Regions from separate parts of the Homo sapiens genome. Here region 1 is linked to region 2. Evidence: read pairs that join two places in POLR2A ChIA-PET (ENCODE). Cell type or tissue: OCI-LY7. All regions are shown on one strand. Links, peaks and the distances in the headings refer to the core of each region. The heading gives the core; the rest is flanking DNA. Region 1 overlaps MAST2 (microtubule associated serine/threonine kinase 2). Region 2 overlaps LURAP1 (leucine rich adaptor protein 1).

The links. ChIA-PET counts read pairs that join two places held together with the same protein. Peaks named below come from ENCODE experiments on the same cell type or tissue, not always from the same donor. Only the 100,000 strongest peaks of a DNase experiment are listed, where the experiment ranks them.
Region 1: POLR2A ChIA-PET joins it to region 2 with 12 read pairs; 2 of 35 experiments call an interaction of 5 or more read pairs at or near these places.

Annotation. Positions count from the first base shown.
Region 1 is chr1:45,805,230-45,815,344 of GRCh38, forward strand. The region is part of intron 1 of MAST2 (microtubule associated serine/threonine kinase 2); the gene reads left to right. Among named protein-coding and RNA genes, the nearest start is that of MAST2, 6.7 kb to the left of the region's middle. In OCI-LY7, for the core only: a CTCF peak has its summit at 7,643 (motif pointing right); no DNase peak of the experiment used is centred there.
Region 2 is chr1:46,221,136-46,231,250 of GRCh38, forward strand. LURAP1 (leucine rich adaptor protein 1) reads left to right here. Exons shown (of 2, transcript NM_001013615.3): 2 at 1-121. Among named protein-coding and RNA genes, the nearest start is that of RAD54L, 22 kb to the right of the region's middle. In OCI-LY7, for the core only: a CTCF peak has its summit at 2,540 (motif pointing left); DNase peaks (open chromatin) are centred at 2,176 and 2,516; H3K27ac peaks cover 375 bases.

The DNA.
Region 1 (10,115 bases), core at 3,205-8,204, 410 kb before region 2:
TAGCAGAGACAGGGTTTCACCATGTTGGCCAGGCTGGTCTGGAACTCTGACCTCAGGTAATCGGGATTACAGGCATGAGCCAGTGTGCCCGGCCCTTTAGACAGTTTAAAAATTATATACCATGCTAGGTAGCCCTTGGACTTTTCCCCCCTTTTGTTCTTCCACCTCTTATTCCCCACTGAGCCCTGAGGAGACTGCACCATTGACCATCTCTGCCCCGCTTCTAGCTGCTGAGCATTGTCCTCTTGCTGCAATTTACTCCCCCATGTGCCTAATACTTATCTTTTACATTCTCTGCAGTATCATCTAGTCAAAACTTGTACAATGAACTTCAAGTCCAGGTCCTTTCCTGTCTCAGTTTACCTGTCCAGTTGACCTTACTGCGTATTTCATGGTAGAGTTCAAGATTACTTGATTTTTCCCTCCTCTTTATTTTATGATTTTTGTGTTTTCTCATCCTTAGCTTCAGTCTCAGAGAAAAGTACTCATCCTCCTCTCCGAGGCTAATTTCTCTACTTATGTCCTTGATTTCATCCTCTTTTGTTTGCCTTAGACCCTTGTTACTCTCTTTGTTTTATATCACAAATAAAAACAAAACAACATAATTTCCCTGAATTGTGTAACCTACCCAAACTACTTTGTTATCTCTTCTTTGCTTCCCCAACAACCTTCTTGAAAAATGAGTTTGTATTCAGTGTCTTAGCTTCCTCACCTTGTATACATTTCTAATATGGTTTGGCTTCTTCACTTATGCTTTCCCAAAACTGATGTCTTTAAGGTCACCGAAAGCTTTTTTTGTGTGGGATTACTTTTTTATTGAGGTTTGACAAATCAAAGGTTCATTCAGTCCATGAAATATTACAGAATGAGTACCTGTATGATCACAACTCACATCAGGATGGAGAACATTCCCAGTACCCTAGAATGCTCCCTGTGCTTTCTCCTAGCACTACTCTTTTACAGATGTAACCTCCCTCACCACCTCTGTCACTATAGATTTGTTTTGAACTAATACTTCATATAAATGGAATCATAGTGTGTACTGTTTTGTGACCAGATTCTTTCATTCGGATCATGTCTTGAGACTCATCCATGTTGTTGCTTGTAGAAACAGTTCTTTTTCATTGCTGTGTAATTTTCCATTGTATGAATGTATTGTGATGGTTACTAAAACTTATTTTTGTTTTTGAGACAGGATCTCACTCTGTCACCCACGCTGGAGTGTAGTGGTGCCGTCATAGCTCACGGCAGCCTTGAACTCCCAGGCTCAAGTGATCCTCCTGCCTCAGCCTCCCAAGTAGCTGGGACCATAGGCACATACCACCATGCCCAGCTAATTTTTTAATTTCTTTTTCTTTTTCTTTTTGAGACAGAGTCTTGCTCTCTCGCCCAGGCTGGAGTGCAGCGGCACATTCTCAGCTCACTGCAACCTCTGCCTCCCGGATTCAAGCGATTCTCTTGCCTCAGCCTCCCGAGTAGCTGGGATTACAGGCATGCACCACCATGCCTGGCTAATTCTCTATTTTTAGTGGAGATGGGGTTTCACCATGTTGGCCAGGCTAGTCACGAGCTCCTAACCTCAGATGATCTGCCCGCCTTGGCCTCCCAAAGTGCTGGGATTACAGGCGTGAACTACCACGGCCTAATTTTTTATTTTTTGTAGAGGTGGTATCTTACCATGTTGCTCAGGCTAGCCTCGAACTCCTGGGCTCAAGTGATTCTCCCACCTTGACCTCCCAAAGTGCTGGGATTATGGGCATGAGTGCCCAGTTTGTTTTTCAAATTGAAATATAATTCATGGCTACTTGTGAAAAGTTTTCATTGTGAAATAGTTACAGAGAGAAATATGTAAAAGTCCTGGGAACCTTTAAATTACTAAATCTGATAGTCTTTTCCTCATCTTGTCTGACCTCTGTGAACTATTTGTCACTGTTGACTGTGTGTTCCTTGTTGACATTTTTTTCTTTTTTAATATTATAATATCCATTCTGTTACTGCTTCTCTAACTGCTCTCTTGTGTGTCTTTGTCTTGTGTTTTCTCTTCCTGTTCCTGAAATGTTCCTTGAGGACATGTCCTCTGTCCTTAGCTTGATCCTTTATTGTGCTCTATTTAGCAGGCTCATTCTGTTTGTAGATGTTGAGGATGTAGAACAAGGGTCTGCAGTCCTCTTTATTTATGGCATTGTGTCACAGAACATCCTTGTAAAGTGAGCTGAGTCTCTTTAGGTGTGACCTCTTTCCTTAGCTCTACATTTCCATTTTTGTGCTTAACATTTCCACCGTAGACTCATCATTTGTGTTCTTAACATTTGTGATTTTTTTTTTTTTTTGAGACAGGGTCTCACTTTGTTGCCCAGGCTGGAGTGCAGTGGTGGGACCTCAGCTCACTGCAACCTTCGCCTCCCAGGCTCAAGTGATTCTCCAGCTTCAGCCTCCCCAGTAGCTGGGATTGCAGGCGTCCGCCACCACGCCTGGCTAATTTTTGTATTTTTAGTAGAGACGGGGTTTCACCATGTTGGCCAGGCTGATCTCGAACTCCTGACCTCAGGTGATCCACCCACCTCGGCCTCCCAAAGTGCTGGGATTACAGGTGTGAGCCACTGTGCCCGGCCTAACATTTGTGAGTTTTATAATTTGATAGTGACCTTGAAAGTTCATAATTTGTAATAATTTATGATTTTAAAAAGGCCAAAATTTTCATTGTATGTGTCGAGACTGGTTGAATTCTATTTATTTGGGTAGTAAGAGCCCAGCTGATCAGCAAGCATCTACATCTCACACGTAACTTTTTTTTCCCTTTCTCATGACATGGAACAGTGCTTGTTACAGTTTTTATTATACTAGTATTTAAGAATACGTTCTAATCAGGATGTAGGACTTGGATCTCCAGAAGGTCAGTGGTTTACTGTATCATGAAAATAGAATAATTTCTGTGTTGAAATGTGCTTCTCTCTGTATCTTTCCTTTTTGTCATCCAACATGAAATTATATCCATGGCTTTTTTTGTTTGTTTTATTTTGAGATGGAGTCTTGCTCTGTCGCCCAGGCTGGAGTGCAGTGGCGCGATCTCGGCTTATTGTAACCTCTGCCTCCCAGGTTCAAGCGTTTCTCCTGTCTCAGCCTCCTGAGTAGCGCATGCCTGGCTAATTTTTTGTATTTAGTAGAGATGGGGTTTCACTGTGTTGCCCAGGCTGGTCTCGAACTCCTGAGCTCAGGCAATCCACCCGCCTTGGCCTCCCAAAGTATTAGGATTACAGGCGTGAGCCACCGTGCCTGGCCCACATCTGTAGTCTTTTACTTCTTCTCCTTTGACTCCCTTAGCCAGTCTGGCATTAGGTTCTCTCGATTCTGCCTTCATGAAATCTTTCAAACCATTATTCCCATTGTCACTACCTTAATTTCATATTTATAAACTTTAGTCTTGGTTGTTGCAGTATCTTAACTGTATTTACTCAGTCTTCAGTCTCTTAACCTCTAATATATTTCACGTTCTATTAACAAAAGATTGGAACTCATTGCCTCCCTGGCTAATGGTAAGTGCTTTATAAATACTCGTTAAATGTTCATTTCATTTCTCCTTATTCATATACCTTCATTAGCTTCTTATTACCCATAGAATTAAGCCTGAAGACCTTGGCATTCAAGATCTACTTGATACTTAGCACTTTTTGTTAGAAGAGTCAGTTAGTTGCCACTTCTCTTGGTTCCTTAGGACCGTCTGCTTTTCTCGATCATGGCATACAATATTAAAATTATCTTGTTTCTCTCATTAGTAAGTTCTTTGAGAGTCAGACTGTTCCATTTACTTCTGTATACCTAGGGCTTAGTATAGTACTTGAAACATAGTTATTTGTGTATTTATTAGAAACATAGATATTTGCTCAATGTCCTAATTGATTGTAAGTCAGTCAAATGAATTCCTCTGAGGCTGTCTTAATCATCATGGTATCTTCAGCCTCTAGTATTTTAACTGGTATGTAATAGACATTCAGTAAGTAATTGTTTATTGTTAGGCACTTTGATATACTTTAATTAGTCATCAGTTTGAGAAGCTCTTTATTCTCTGCTTCCGCATATTAAAATTCTACTCAGTTTTCCAGGCCTAACTCAAATGCCACAGAAACTTCTGTGAGGCCAGGTGTGGTGGCTCATACTTGTAATCCCAGCACTTTGGGAGGTTGAGCAGGCGGGTTGCTTGAGCTCAGGAGTTTGAGACCAGACTGAGCAACATGGTGAAACCCCATCTCTACAAAAAATACAAAAATTAGTCGGGGTTGGTGGTGCGCGCCTGTGGGCCCAGCTACTTGGGAGGCTGAGGTGGGACCCCTGGAAGTTGAGGCTGCAGTGAGCCAAGGTTGTACCACTGCACTCCAGTCTGGGTGACAGAATGAGACCGTGTCTCGTAAAGAAAGCAAAAAACAAACAAACAAAAAACAAAAACAAAACCACACACCCAAAAAGAAACTCTTCTGCAAAGTTGTTTTTCCACATGGGATCCTAGGAGGATCCTTAATTGGGCTTCAGGAAATCTGTGAATGTCCTGAAATTCCAGTTCTCAAAATTCTGTGGTTTAAAAGTGAAAGCTTAGGTTCCAAGAGATCAAATGCAAAAATGACTGGAAAGCACATAATAAGTAGGTGCTTAATAAGTAGTCTTATCTCATTTTGTTTCTGTAACATATTGTTTGATCCATTCCTGGTCATATAAAGTAGATGCTGAATAAATATTTGCTGAATGAAAGGATGAATCAGTGTTTTAGCACTTTCAACTTTCTGTGTTCATTTGTATTTCATTTTTGCTTTTAAGTTGCATGTTATTGAAGGTAAGAACTATGTCATCATTTTGTCTAACAATGCAGAGCTAAAGGCTTTGCTCACAATAGGTGCTCAGTCATTATTTATTGAATGAATGAATGGAGAATGATTCAAATATTTTGAATTTTGGTAATTTGAGTAATAATGGTTATATGATAGGAGTAGACAAAGGAAATAGAATATTTTTGAGGATGGCAGAAGATGAGTTCAACTTTAGTTCCTAAAATACCCTCAGTGTGACAGAAATTTTAAAAAATTATTTTAATGGAAATCAGAACCTCTTTCCTCTGCATTACAGGGTTAGTACATTGGGAAAAGCATAGGGCAGAAAGCACACAGAAGGGAAGCTGCGTAATATATATAGGGAACTATAATCGGTTTGTTATTGCCAGACCCAGAGCTTTACGTTGAAGGTGTAAATGCTAGGTTAGAGATTAAAGAAGCCTTGATTGTTGAGGGTCTTTAGTGTGATATAAAAGGATAATTGGCTGGGTGTGGTGGCTCACGCCTGTAATCCCAGCACTTTGGGAGACCAAGGTGGGTGGATCACCTAAGGTTAGGAGTTTGAGACCAGCCTGGCCAACATGATGAAACCCCATCTCTACTAAAAATACAAAAATAGCCAGGCGTCTTGGTGGGCGCCTGTAATCCCAGCTACTTGGGAGGCTGAGGCAGGAGAATTGCTTGAACCCGGGAGGTGGAGGTTGCGGTGAGCCAAGATCGCGCCACGGTACTCCATCCTGGGCGACAGAGCGAGACTCCATCTCAAAAAAAAAAAAAAAAAAAGGATAATAAGTAGGGGAGCAGTATATTCTTTTTTTTTTTTTTTGAGGCAGTCTTGCTCTGTGGCCCAGGCTGGAGTGCAGTGGCACGATCTCAGCTCACCGCAACTTCCACCTCCCAGGTTCAAGCTATTCTCCTGCCTCAGCCTCCCAAGTAGCTGGGATTACAGGCATTGGCCACCATGCCTGGCTAATTTTGTATTTTAGTAGAGACGGAGTTTTTCCATGTTGGTCAGGCTGGTCTCAAACTCCCGACCTCAAGTGATCCACCTGGCTCGGCCTCTCAAAGTGTTGGGATTACAGGCGTGGGCCACCGTGCCTAGCCGAGAGCAGTATATTTCTTTTTTTTTTTTTTTTTGAGACGAAGTCTCGCTCTTGTCTCCCAGGCTGGAGTGCGATGGCACGATCTCGGCTCACTGCAGCCTCCCCCTGTGGGGTTCAAGCAATTCTCCTGCCTCAGCCTCTCGAGTACCTGGGATGCCACCACGCCCAGCTAATTTTTGTATTTTTGTATTTTTTTTTTTTTTTTTTGAGACGGAGTCACGCTCTGTCGCCCAGACTCGAGTGCAGTGGCGCGATCTCGGCTCACTGCAAGCTCCGCCTCCCGGGTTCGCGCCATTCTCTTGCCTCAGCCTCTGGAGTAGCTGGGACTACAGGCGCCCACCACCACGCTCGGCTAATTTTTTTGTATTTTTAGTAGAGACGGGGTTTCACTATGTTAGTCAGGATGGTCTCGATCTCCTGACCTCGTGATCTGCCCTCCTTGGCCTCCCAAAGTGCTGGGATTATAGGCGTGAGCCACCGCACCCGGCTTTTTTTTTTTTTTGACACAGAGTCTCACTTTGTCACCCAGGCTGGAGTGCAGTGGCCTGATCTTGGCTCACTGCAAGCTCTGCCTCCCGGGTTCCCGCCGTTCTCCTGCCTCAGCCTCCCGAATAGCTGGGACTACAGGCGCCCGCCACCACGCCCAGCTAATTTTTTTGTATTTTTAGTAGAGACGGGGTTTCACTGTGTTAGCCAGGATGGTCTTGATCTCCTGACCTCGTGATCCGCCTGTCTCGGCCTCCCAAAGTGCTAGGATTACAGGCGTGAGCCACTGCGCCTGGCCTAATTTTTGTATTTTTAGTAAAGATGGGGTTTCACCATGTTGGCCAGGCTGGTCTGGACCTCCTGACCTCAGGTGATCTGCCCGCCTTGGCCTCCCAAAATGCTGGAATTACAGGTGTGAGCCACCGCGCGCGGCACAGGAGCAGTATATTCTTATTTGTGTTTTAGTTGGATTACTCTGGCAACTGTGTGGAGGATAGGATGCAGGACATGCTGTTTGAGACATGAGCATTTGAGAAATCTTCCGAGTTTTCAGTGCAAAAGTTTATTTGACCTCCTTTCCCTCTTATCCAGGGTATGGGTAAGGGCTAGCTCCTAAAAAGGTGTTAACTTTGAAATATTTAGTTTCATCAAAAGTACTGGGAGCAGAGAGTCTATGGTGGCTTGAAGCAGGTTGGCAAATGTTCCCTGATGAGGGTAGGACACATGTGATTACAGAGTTTTCCCATCATTGTTCTGGATGTCTCTTGGCCTAAAGATCAATCTGTAAGCCTTTTTTTTTTTTTTTTTTTTTAGACGGAGTCTCGCACTGTTGCCCGGGCTGGAGTACAGTGGTACCATCTTGGCTCACTGCAACCTCCGCCTCCCAGGTTCAAGTGATTCTCCTGCCTCAGCCTCCCAGTAGCTGGGATTACAGGCATGTGCCACCACGCCTGGGTAATTTTGTATTTTTAGTAGAGACTAGGTTTCTCCATGTTGGTCAGGCTGTCTCAAACTCTCGACCTCAGGTGATCCGTCCACCTCGGCCTCCCAAAGTGCTGGGATTACAAGCATCGGCCACTGTGCCTGGCCCTACTCCTATTTTTAATAGTCCGTGTAACATTTTCATTTGGATAGCTCAGAGACCTCTCAAACTTAACATGTCCAAAAATGAAGTCTTGATTTTCACTTTCTAGTCTGCTTCTTCCCCAGTCTGCCTCATGTCAATAGATGGCACTACTCATTTACCAGAACAAAACTGGAGGTTGTGTTTGATTTTTTTCTTAACCTTACCTGTATTCCACATTCAGCCCCTCAGGTCTGTTTGCTGCTACAGTTGTCCCTCAATATCTCTCGGGGATTGAGTACATGACCCCCTGCAGATACCAAACTCTGGTATGCTCAAGTTCTATCTATAAAATGGCATAGTATTTGCATGTAACCTATGTATATCCTCCCATGTACTTTAAATCATCTCCAGATTATTTATAATATATAATACAATGTAAATGCTATGTAAATAACTGTTACACTCTATTACTTAGGGAATAGTGACAAGAAAAAAATATCTATACATGTTCAGTATAGATGGAACTATTCATTTTCTTTTTCTCTGCATACAGTCATGTTCCGCATAATTATGTTTTAGTCAATGATGGATGACATACAAGATGGGGGTCCCATAAGATTATTATTATTATTATCATTTTTTTTTTGAGACCGAGTCTTGCTCTGTTGCTCAGGCTGGAGTGCAGTGGTGCGATCTCAGCTCACTGGAACCTCTGCCTCCTGGGTTCAAGCAATTCTCCTGCCTCAGCCTCCCAAGTAACTAGGATTACAGGCAGCCGCCACCACGCCTGGCCAATTTTTTTTTTTTTTTTTTTGAGACGAAGTTTTGCTCTTGTCCCCCAGTCTGGAGTGCAGTGGCACGATCTTGGCTCACTGCAACCTCTGCCTTCCGGATTCAAACAATTCTTCTGCCTCAGCCTCCCGAGTAGCTGGGATTACAGGCTTCTGCCACCACACCTGGCTAATTTTTATATTTTTAGTAGAGACAGTGTTTCACCATGTTGGCCAGGCTGGTCTCGAACTTCTGACGTCAGGTGAGCCGCCCACCTCGGCCTCCCAAAGTACTGGGATTATAGGCATGAACCACTGCGCCTGGCCAGATTATAATTTTTTTATTAAAATTTTTTTTTAAATAGAGATGAAGTCTTGCTATGTTGCCCAGGCTGGTCTTGAGCTCTTGGCCTCAAGCAATCCTTCTGCCTTGGCCTTCCAAAATGTTGGGATTATAAGCATGAACTATTATGCCTGGCTTCCCATAAGATTATAACAGAGTTGAAAAATTTCTATTGCCTAGTGACATCTAGCTATTACAACATTGTAGTGCAACACATTACATGTTCATGGTAATGCCTGTGTAAAACCTACTGCACTGCTGTGGTATAAAGGTACAGCACATAGAGTTAGTGCATGCACAGCACATAATACCTAATGATGATAATATACAACTATGTTACTTGCTTATGTATTTACCATACTATACTTTCTACTGTTATTTTAGAGTGTACCCCTACTTATTAAAAAAAAAAGTTAACTGTAAAACAGCCTCAGACAAGTCCTTCAGTGTAATTCCAGGGAAGGCATTGTTACCATAGGAGATGACAGCTCCATGTCACCTCCATTATTGCTCCATTATTGCCCCTGAATACCTTCCCATGGAACAAGATGTGGAGGTGGAAGACAGTGATATTGATGATCTCGACCCTGTGTAGGCCTAGGCTAGTGCGTATGTTTGTATCTTACTTTCTAACAAAACAGTTTAAAAAGTAAAAAAAGAAAATTTTTTTAATAGAAGAAAGCTTATATAATAAGGATAATGAAAGAAAATATTTTGTATAATGTAAACACATACACCAAGGCGGGTGTATCACCTGAGGTCAGGAGTTTGAGACCAGCCTGGCAAACATGGCAAAACCCCGTCACTACTAAAAATACAAAAATTAGCCCAGCGTGGTGGCGCACGCCTATAGTTCCAGCTACTTGGGAGGCTGAGGCAGGAGAATTGCTTGAACCCGGGAGTTGGAGGTTGCAGTGAGCCAAGATCACGCCATTGCACTCCAGCCTGGGCGACAAGAGCGAAACTCTATCTCAAAAATAAAAAGAAAAAGCTATCTTGACCTTTGATTTGTTGGTGTTATTAAACTGTTCTTTTATTTTATTCAGCTTGAAAGGAGACTTTAATTTGTGCATTTTCCCCTTCAGGGAAACTTTTATGGATTTTTTTATTAAGTAACTGGCTTAGAAGATAGAATAGTCTCCCTAGGTTTTAGAATGTAATTAAGAAAAATTCAGCCCAAGGGAACCATGTGTTAAAATTAGGTGATACCATCTTAGTTGTACCAGCTTGAGTGTAGGTTCCTTAAGAGTGAACCTGAGTAGTAGATGCATATATCCTTTAACCATTAATTTGTTGGAGATTAATAAGCTACATCGTTTCTTTGCCGTTATTTCAGCAAAGCAGAAGTAATATAGTTTTGTCAGATCTTCTTTTTTTTTTTTTTTGAAACTGTCTCCCAGTCTGGAGTGCAATGGCGTGATCTCGGTTCACTGCAACCTCTGCCTCCCAGGTTCAAGTGATTCTCCTGTCTCAGCCTCCTGAGTAGCTAGGACTACAGGCACATGCCATCACACCCAGCTAATTTTTATG
Region 2 (10,115 bases), core at 98-5,097:
TCCATACCATTACTTCTTGTGAACAGTAACATGTCACTCCTCCTGGCAGGAAAGTTTCTCATTGTCAGATGTTTGTGCTTCTTTTCAGGTCTTACTTTTTAAATAGAGTGTTCTCATTTTATCCTAGGGGATCTCACTTCCTCTGTGGCTCCATCCCTGCATCCCTGTCTGGGCCAGCACTCCTGACTGCTTTTAGGGAGAGAAGCTTTCAGGGGCCTCCATTTATTTCTCTCAAGTCTGTTTGGCTCACCCTGCCATGGTCCCCTGTCTTACCCTGTCCCTGTGTTGCCCCTATTCCTGTATTCCATTTTTTTGTTTTGTTTTGTTGTTTTTTTTGAGATAGGGTGACAGGGTCTCCCTCTGTTGCCCAGGCTGGAGTGCAGTAGTGCTCACTGCAGGCTCGACCTCCTGGACTCAAATGATCCTCCTTCCTCAGCCTCCCAAGGAGCTAAGACTACAGGCATGCATCACCATGCCTGGCTAATTTTTGTATTTTTTTCCAGAGACAGGGTTTCACCATGTTGCCTAGGGTGCACTTGAACTCCTGGGCTCAAGCAGTCCTTCCGCCTCAGCCTCTTAAATTACTGAGATTACAGGCATGAGCTGCTGTGTCTGGCCCTATTCCTGTATTCTGACTCCATATCTCCCTTCCAGGAGGTTCAGCTTCTGTGTGTCCATGCCTTTTCAGTTTCTCCAGGCCTTTTATATGCAAATGAGTCCTGGCCTCCTCTGCCCTTTGTTGATGGGAGCCAGGGAGAGAGAACCTCAAGGTCTCAGAGCTCTGGGGGTGTACCAGAATCTTGGATAGGGGAGGTGTCATCCTTTCTGACTTTGTGACTGCCCTTCCCCCACCCTGTCCCCAGCCTTCCACCATTTGGTCACAAGGATGCCTGCCTGAGGTCGGGACACAAGGAATCTCCTTGTCTAGGCTGCAGCGTGGGGGCGTGGCAGGGAAAGACAGAAGCTCTTTGGTCCCGGGGCCCCATCCTGGAAAAGGAGAGGGAGCAAGGGAAAGGCCTGTTTACTTCCTCCCTTAGAGCAAGCCCTGACTCCCGGAAACTGAGGAGAGAGCAGAGCCTGGGTCTCTGAGCCTGGGTCCCAGAGCCCTGCCGAATTACAAATTATATCATAGAAGGAATTCAGGGAAGCTGCCAACCTGGGGCTCAGAGGGGACGGTCCCAGAGATGGGGACAAGAGCTGTGGCTGGTGTCAGAGAATGAATTCTTAGAGATTAACCCTTTGAACTCTGGGGTAACTGCTCCATATGTTAGTCCCTGCCTTTCCTGGGCCTTGAAACTGGGATACTAGAAGGAAAAAGATGGAAAAGGATGTCAGATGACTTTGGCTGTTCACTGCATCCTCCTGCAAAAGAGGCGTCCTCCTCAAATCCTGGAATAACTCGTGCCATTTCTCTATTTTGTATTCTGTGTTGGGGAAGGGAAGGAAGCCAAATTGATCATCTCTGCTTCCCTAAATTCCTCAAGTCTCATTTTGAAACTCCCACCCCGGTCCTTCTGGAGCAATATTCAGTCCATGGCTTGTCCCTAAACACCCTCTCTTCCCCTCCCACCCCCTCAAATGATTGAAATGTCCAAAGTATATTCTCAGCTTCTTCCACTGCTCACAAGACCTCTCCATACCACTCCTATGGTCTTGGGACTCCTGACTTCCCCTCAGACTGGGAATTTGAATCTCCTATTCCAGTCCCTACTCTGTAGTCATTTTGTAGTGTGCCCTCGGTTAATTACCCTTCCTGTTTTTTTTTGTTTGTTTGTTTTGTTTTGTGTTTTGTTTTGTTTTTGAGATGGAGTCTCGCTCTGTCATCCACGCTGGAGTGCAGTGACGCGATCTCGGCTCACTGCAACCTCTGCCTTCCGGGTTCAAGCGATTCTCCTGTCTCAGCCTCCTAAATGGCTGGTATTACAGACGTGCACCACCATGCCTGGCTAATTTTTGTATTTTTAGTAGAGACGAGGTTTTGCCATGTTGACCAGGTTGGTCTTGAACTCCTGACCTCAAGTGATCCGCCCATCTCAGCCTTCCAAAGTGCTGGGATTACAGGTGTGAGCCACCTGCCTGGCCTGTTGTTTTATTTTTAAGACAGGGTCTCACTCTGTCGCCCAGGCGGGAGCGCAGTGGTGCGATCTCGGGTCACTGCAGCCTCTGCCTACTGGGCTGAAGTGATCCTCCTCAGCCTCCTAAGTAGCTGCGACTACAGGCACGCATCACCATGCCCGGGTTACTTTTTGTATTTTTTCTAGAGACAGGGTTTTGTCATGTTGCCTAGGCTGGTCTCAAACTCCTGGGCTCAAACAATCCTCCCACCTCAGCGTCCCAAAGTGCTGAGATTACAGGCCTGAGCCACCATGCCCAGCCTTTATTTCTTTTTTTTTTCTCTTCAGCAACATTGTTCATGGAATTATACCCTTCTTGGAAGACACTGTATAGTATTCTTATTTGAGGTTCACTTGTTCAGTCTACACACTTATGAGCTGAAGAGGTTGCCCGCCCTCTTGTGGCCATTATGCACCACTGCTGGAGTTGCTGTGTGGAACCTCCAAGCTCAAATAAAACATGGCCTTCTAAAGACCAGCCCCCGTCAGTGCGCAGAAAGGCTAGTGAGTCAGACCTAAAGAGGGCATAGACTTGCCCAGCATCACCCATTGTAAAGTTGTGGCGACGTCCAGGTCAGAAAACCCAGATCACAAGCCCACATGCCCACAGCTCCATCACCTGGCCAGTCAACACCACTGAAGCCCAAAGGGACTGAAAGCAATTTTGCCCCTGTTACAATGTTTGCGTTCTCACCTCTTCCTAAAGAGGCAGCTTAGTCTTTAGAGGAAGAGCTGCAGGAAAGAAAACCCTGGGCCTGGACTGGATGAAGGGGTGAAGGATGCACTAGTCTGGATCACAGATAGGAGGAAAAATCAATCCTGGACCCACCATTTTTCTGGGAAGGAGGGCTAGTAGCTCCAGACATCATAGGAACAGAGCTCAGCATTTCAGACCTGGAGGTTAGAAGCAGAGGTGGGGGTGGGGAGCTGTGAAATTAGGAAACTTAGATGGGTCTTGCAGAAGTAGGTGTGGCTCCACAGGTCAGGGAATTACGGGTCAATTGGATAGCACCTGAGAGTGTTGTGGGGCTGGAAAGCTGGGGTGAGTGAGGCTGCCTGGGTATTCCGCTTAGGTCTAGGCATCCTGGCTGAATACCTTAGATTTCAGTTCACCACCAGAGAAGCCCGGAAACTCCAGTAAACACATATCTTTGGTCCCTTCTACCTGCCTCTAACTTGGCTGGTTGAGGCTCAGCTTCTCTCTAACTAGACTTTTCTGGCTTATAGGGTACAGCTGTTTGGGAGCTCAAAGAAGGAGAAGGTAAGAAAAAGGGCAGAAATGCAGAGAGAGGAGAGGATGGGATGAAAACGGGGTGTGGAAAATATCAGAGGGCGCATACTGCCCTCAAGTGCACTGGGGGCTTTTGTCCGGGGTCAGAGTAAAGACAAAGAAGAGGCTGCTCATGAAAGCTGCAGAAACAGTGCCTGGGGGGATAAGCGGGGGCGGTGCTGGCTGAGACAAGAGACCATGGGAGTGGGCATTGTAAAGACCTGCATTTATTTATTTTATTTATTTATTTATTTATTTTGAGACAGGGTCTCACTCTGTCGCCCAGACTGGAGCGCAGTGGCATGATCTCGGCTCACCGCAACCTCCGCCTACCAGGCTCGAGCGATTCTCCTGCCTCAGCCTCCTGAGTGGCTGGGACTACAGGCACACGCCACTACCACCCAGCTAATTTCTGTATTTCTAGTAGAGATGGGGTTTCACCATGTTGGCCAGGCTGGTCTCAAACTCCTAACCTCAAGTGATTCACTCGCCTCGGTCTCTCAAAGTGCTAGGATTACAGGCTTGAGCCACCATGCCCGGCTGAGGCCTGCATTTAGGATGGAGGCATTGAGGTTGAGCACTGAGCTAACTGGAAGCTCAGTGACAGCTTCAGTGAGAAATGCTTGAGAGTTGTAGCAGACACAAGCTCATTGTGTGTATGGTGCCAGGCACACACTGGGTGTTCCGTGACACCTGTTCAGTGAATGGAAGAATGAATATGTGTAAGCCCACAAGGAGATGTGACTGAAAAAAAAAGTTGCTAATTTACAAATTAGATAATTGAAAATATTTTTAAATTTACTTTTTAGCAATCCTATAAACAGTGCATTGTTAACAATAGTCTTACTTATAAATTTGCTCAAGGTCAGTTAAGTAACAAATGAGCTGTAATAACCCAGATCAACCTGACTGCAGGGGCTTCCAGGAAGCCTCCTCTGATTCCCTACCCATGCCATACACTCACTTAGACCCTACTCTCCTAGGAGAACAGATTAGTGCTGCCCAGAAGCTGGGGCAGGACATTAGTTTCCTATTGTCACTGTAATGAATTACCACAAAGTGGCTCAAAAAACAAAATTATTATGTTACAGTTCAGAAGTCCAAAATCAGCTTCACCAGGCTAAAGTCAAAGTGTTGACAGGTCTACACTCCTTCCGTGGGCTCCAGGGAAGAATGTTTCCTTGCTTTTTCCAGCTTCTAGATGCTGCTTGCAGTGCTTGATTCGTGGCTCTTTTCACCATCTTCAAAGCCAGCAGCAGAGCATCTTCTCTCCTCTCTAACCTCTGTTTCCATCCCTACATCTCTCTAATTCTACTGCCTCTCACTTGTAAGGATTACATTGGGTCTACTGGGATAATTCAGTATCATCTTCCCATTGGCAAGATCCTTAATTAAATCCTGCCTTCAAAGTCCCTTTTACCATTTAAGATAAAATGTTCACAGGTTAAGCAGCTGGTGAGTGTCTGTAGTCCCAGCTACTCAGGGGGCTGAGGCTGGAGGATCACTTGAGCCCAGGAGTTCAGGCCAGCCTGGGCAATATAGTAAGACTCTTCTCTTAAAAGAAAATTTATATTTATCCTCAGGTCCTGGGGATTAGGAATTGGACATCTTTGGGAGAGGGGCTTTTAGCCTGACACAGGCAGGGTGGAAAGTGGGCAGGAGGATGCACCCAGGCCCAGAATGAACCTCTGTGCTTTGTCCAGCCTCCCCTAGCCTGGAATGAGAGGTGGTACCAAGGCGGAGGTGGCAGGTCCAGACCCCATGTCTAGAGAATGTCAAATGCCTCCTGTACCATCACCACCAGGGAGAGCCAAAGATGAAGATCAGGCTTAGGAGAAAGCCTCAGTTTAGGAATCGTTTTAGACCTGAGACCTTCCTGGTAACCACAGTGGAGGATTCCTCAACACTGTCTCCTCTCCAGAACCATTCTGTGCTCCTATTCCCCAAGGCTGAAGATAATTATATTCCCAGTGAACTAACCTGGGTTCTCTCTGGAAAGGGCAGATTGATTAGTTGTCTTCTTTTTAAATTGTTATTTTTAATTATTTAATAGTTAAACCATGCTTCTCATAGCATAGTGAATTCCATCACCAGGCCCCTTTCTTATTTTATTTTCTTCTTTTTTAAAAAAATTTTAGACTGGGCACGGTGGCTCATGCCTGTAATCCCAGCACTTTGGGAGGCCGAGGAAGGTGGATCACCTGAGGTCGGGAGTTCGAGACCAGCCTGGCCAACATGGTGAAACCCCATCTCTACTAAAAATACAAAAATTATCTGGGCATGGTGGCGCATGCCTGTAGTCCCAGCTGCTCAGGAGGCTGAGGCAAGAGAATTGCTTGAACCCAGGAGGCAGAGGTTGCAGTGAACCGAGATCATGCCACTGCACTCCAGCCTGGGCGACAGAGCGAGACTCCGTGTCAAAAAAAAAAATTATTATTTTTTTAAGAGACTGGGTCTCACTGTCACCCAGGCTGGAGGACAGTGATGTGATCTTGGCTCACTGTAACTTTGACCTCCTGGGCTCAAGCAATGCTCCCACCTCAGCCTTCTGAGTAGGACTACAAGTGCACACGAGCATGTCCAGCTAATTAAAAAAAAATTTTTTTTAGAGATTGGGTCTTACTGTGTTGCTCAGCCTGGTCTTGAACTCCTGGCCTTGAGAAGTCTTCCTGCATCAGCCTCCCATAGTGCTGGGATTACAGGTGTGAGCCACTGTGCCTGGCCTCTTCTTTTGATCCCTCATCCCTATTCTCATTCCTCTCCCTGTGTCAGTATATGTTTGGATATGTATGTATCTTTGAAAATATATGTAATTATGTGCCTATGTGTTTTAATATATATAAATGGTATACTTTTATGGTAAGCCAACTTCTGTAATGAATTGCTCCCATATTTCAGTGATTTAACACCACAGATTTATTTTTAACTTATTCTACATGGCACGGGTGTTTCTGGTTGGACAGCTCTCCTCCACTGTCCACTCCAGCTCCCAGGCTTCTTTTATTTTCAGATGGTGATAGCCTCATCCCAGCATCATAAAGTTTCCGGTCAATTTTTCACCAAGTTGTTTTACTATCCGTTGATTATCATTTTATGAATTGCTTGTTTCACTAGGGATTACAGAATGGTGATTTTCTAAGGCTATTAATTTTTCCTCATTTATTAGCTCTAATTCTGTACAGAAAACCTTTTTCACATCCTCTAGGACCATTTGATTACTCCGAAATAAAATTCATACCAGAATGGCAAGATAAATGCTTAAATCTCTTCCCTTACCGTTTTCAAAGTAGTTATGTCCTAACAACTTCTAATGGTGTTCAATGATTTTTTTGTTTCACTCTCTTTTTAAATGATCTCAAACAACCTGTAGTTCTTATGCATTTAATGTCGTTTAATCATTTGCCATTATTTTTTGCTTTATATTATATAAAGTATCAAGCATATACAAAAATAGAGAAAATAGTGTAATGAATTCCCAGGGACCCAGCTTCAATAATTATCAATTCATGGCCAATCTTGGTTTATTTATTCCCTCAACTACTTTCCCCCTAACCAAGATTATTTTGAAGCAAAACCAGATATCATACCAATTTAATCTGTAAATGTTTTAGCATGTATCTCTAAAAGATAAGGATTTTTATTACCATTATTGCACCTAAAAAGTTAATAAATTGTCAGTATAATAAAATATAGTTGGTGTTTAATTTTCCCACAGACTTAATTTTTAAAAGTTTTGGGGCCGGGCGCGGTGGCTCACGCCTGTAATCCCAGCACTTTGGGAGGCCGAGGTGGGCGGATCATGAGGTTGAGAGATCGAGACCACCCTGGCCAACATGGTGAAACCCCATCTCTACTAAAAATACAAAAAAAGCCGGGCATGGTGGTAGGCACCTGTAATTCCAGCTACTTGGGAGGCTGAGGCACGAGAATCGCTTGAACCCGGGAGGCAGAGGTTGCAGTGAGCCGAGATCGTGCCATTGCACTCCAGCCTGGGCAAAAGGAGTGAAACTCTGTCTCAAAAAAAAAAAAAAAAATTTTGGTACCAGGGTTATGCTGGCCTCCTAAAAAGAGTGAAGTAATGTTTCCTCCTCCTTTGCTTTATCTTTGTGTAAGGTTGGTAGTAGTATTTAGTACTTGACATAATTTACTTAGTGAAATCATCTGGGCCTAGAGTTTTCTTTACGGGGACGTTTTTTGGTTTTTTGAGGCGGGGTCTTACAGTGATGCCCAGACTGGAGCGCAGTGACACGATCATGGCTCACTGCAGCCTTGACCTCCCCAGGCTCAGGTGATCCCCCGACCTCAGGCTCCTGAGTAGCTGGTACTACAGGCGTGACACCATGCCTGGCTAATTTGTATTTTTTTTGTAGAGCCAGAGTTTTGCCACGTGGCCTAGACTGGTATGGGGGATGTTTTTGATAACAGTTTCCTTTAGTAGATATAAGGCTATTTAGACTTTTACTTTCATTTTGATTTAGTTTTGGTAGGTTTTTTTTTTTTTCAAAAAATGTGTCCATTTTATCTAAATTGTCGATGTTTTTGGCATAATATTATTCACAACATTTCTGGCCAGGCGTTGTGGCTCATGCCTGTAATCCTAACACTTTGGGAGGCCGAGGCAGGAGGATCGTTTGAGCTCAGGAGTTCAAGACCAGTGTGGGCAACACAGTGAGACCTCATTCTTACAAAAAATCAAAAAATTAAGTTGGGCATGGTTGCTCACGCCTGTAATCCCAGCACTTTGGGAGGCCGAGGCAGGCAGATCATGAGGTCAAGAGATCGAGACCATCCTGGCCAACAGGGTGAAACCCCGTCTCTACTAAAAATGCGAAAATTAGCTGGGCATGGTGGTGTGCGCCTGTAGTCCCAGCTACTCGGGAGACTGAGGCAGGAGAATCTCCTGAACCCAGGAGGCAGAGGTTGCAGTGAGCCGGGATCTCGCCACTGCACTCCAGCCTGGTGATAGAGCCAGACTTTGTCTCAAAAAAAAGAAAAATTAGCCGGGCGTGGTGGCAGGTGCCAGTAATCCCAGCTACTGAGGAGGCTGAGGCAGGAGAATTGCTTGAGCCTGGGAAGCGGAGGTTGCAGTGAGCTGAGATCGTGCCACCACACTCCAGCCTGGGTGACAGAGTGAGACCCTGTATATAAAAAAAAAAATCGTAACATTTCCTTGTTATTCTTTTTTTTTTTTTTTGAGACAGGATCTTGCTCTGTCGCCCAGGCTGGAGTGTGGTGGTGAGATCTCGGCTCACTGCAACCTCTATCTCTTGATTCTGAGGTGATTCTCCTGCCTTACCCTCTGGAATAGCTGGGATTACAGGGGCACACCACCACACCCAACTAATTTTTTATTTTTAGTAGAGACGGGGGTCTTACCATGTTGGCCATGCTGGTCTCGAACTCCTGACCTCAAGTGATCTGCCCACCTTGGCCTCCCAACATGCTGGGATTACAGACATGAGTCACCGACCGCACCCAGCCAAGTCTCTTAATTTTTTTTTTTTAGACGGAGTCTCTGTTGCCCAGGCTGAGTGCAATGGCGTGATCTCGGCTCACTGCAACCTCTGCCTCCTGGGTTCAAGCGATTCTCCTGCCTCAGCCTCCTGAGTAGCTGGGATCACAGGTGCCCACCACCGCGCCTGGCTAATTTTTGTATTTTTAGTAGAGACGGGGTTTCGCCATGTTGGCCAGGCTGGTTTCGAACTCCTGACCTCAGGTGATCCACCCACCTCGGCCTCCCAAAGTGCTGCGATTACAAGTGTGAGCCACCGCGCCCGGCCAAATCTCTTAACTTTTAAGGTTCCACTTTCATCCTTTTCTTAATTTCTTACAATTTTCTTTTTGTTATTTATTTGTTTATTTGGAAACAGAGTCTTACTCTGACGTCCAGGCTGGAGAGCAGTGGCATGATCTTGACTCTCTGCAGTCTCTGCCTTCCAGGCTCAAGCCATCCTCCCACCTCAGCCACCCGAGTAGCTGGGACTACAGGTGCGTGCCACCATGCCTGGCTAATTTTTGTGGGATTTTTTTTTTTTTTTTTTTTTTTTTTGAGACAGAGCCTCACTCTGTCACCCAGGCTGGAGTGCAGTGGTGTGATCTTGGCTCACCGCAACCTCTGCCTCCCACGTTCGAGCGATTCTCCTGCCTCAGCCTCCTGAGTAGCTAGATTACAGGTGCATGCCACCATGCCTGCCTAATTTTTTTTTTTTTTTGTAGTTTTAGTAGAGACCGGGTTTTGCCGTGTTGGCCAGGCTAGTCTCAAACTCCTGACCTCAGGCAATCTGCCAGCCTTGACCTCCCAACGTGCTTGGATTACAGGCGTGAGCCACTGTGCCCAGCCTCTTAATTTCTTACAATTTGTTTGTTGAAGATTCTGGGCTATCTGACTTACAGAATTTACTGCAGTCTGGATTTTGCTGATTACATACTCATGATGCAGTTCTAAATGTTCTGTGTCCTTGCTATGTCCTGCAAATTAGTAGTTGGATCCAGAGGCTGGATTAAACTCTGATTTGATCACTTTGGCAAGACATTGGAAGGCATATGAATCAGTGGGGCACAGTGGCTCATACCTGTAATCCCAGCATTTTGGAAGGCCGAGGCAGGTGGATCACCTAAAGTCAGGAGTTCGAGACCAGGCTGCCAAACATGGCAAAACCCTGTCTCAAATAAAAATACAAAAATTAGCCAGGTGTGGCAGCAGGTTCCTGTAATCCTAGCTACTGGGGAGG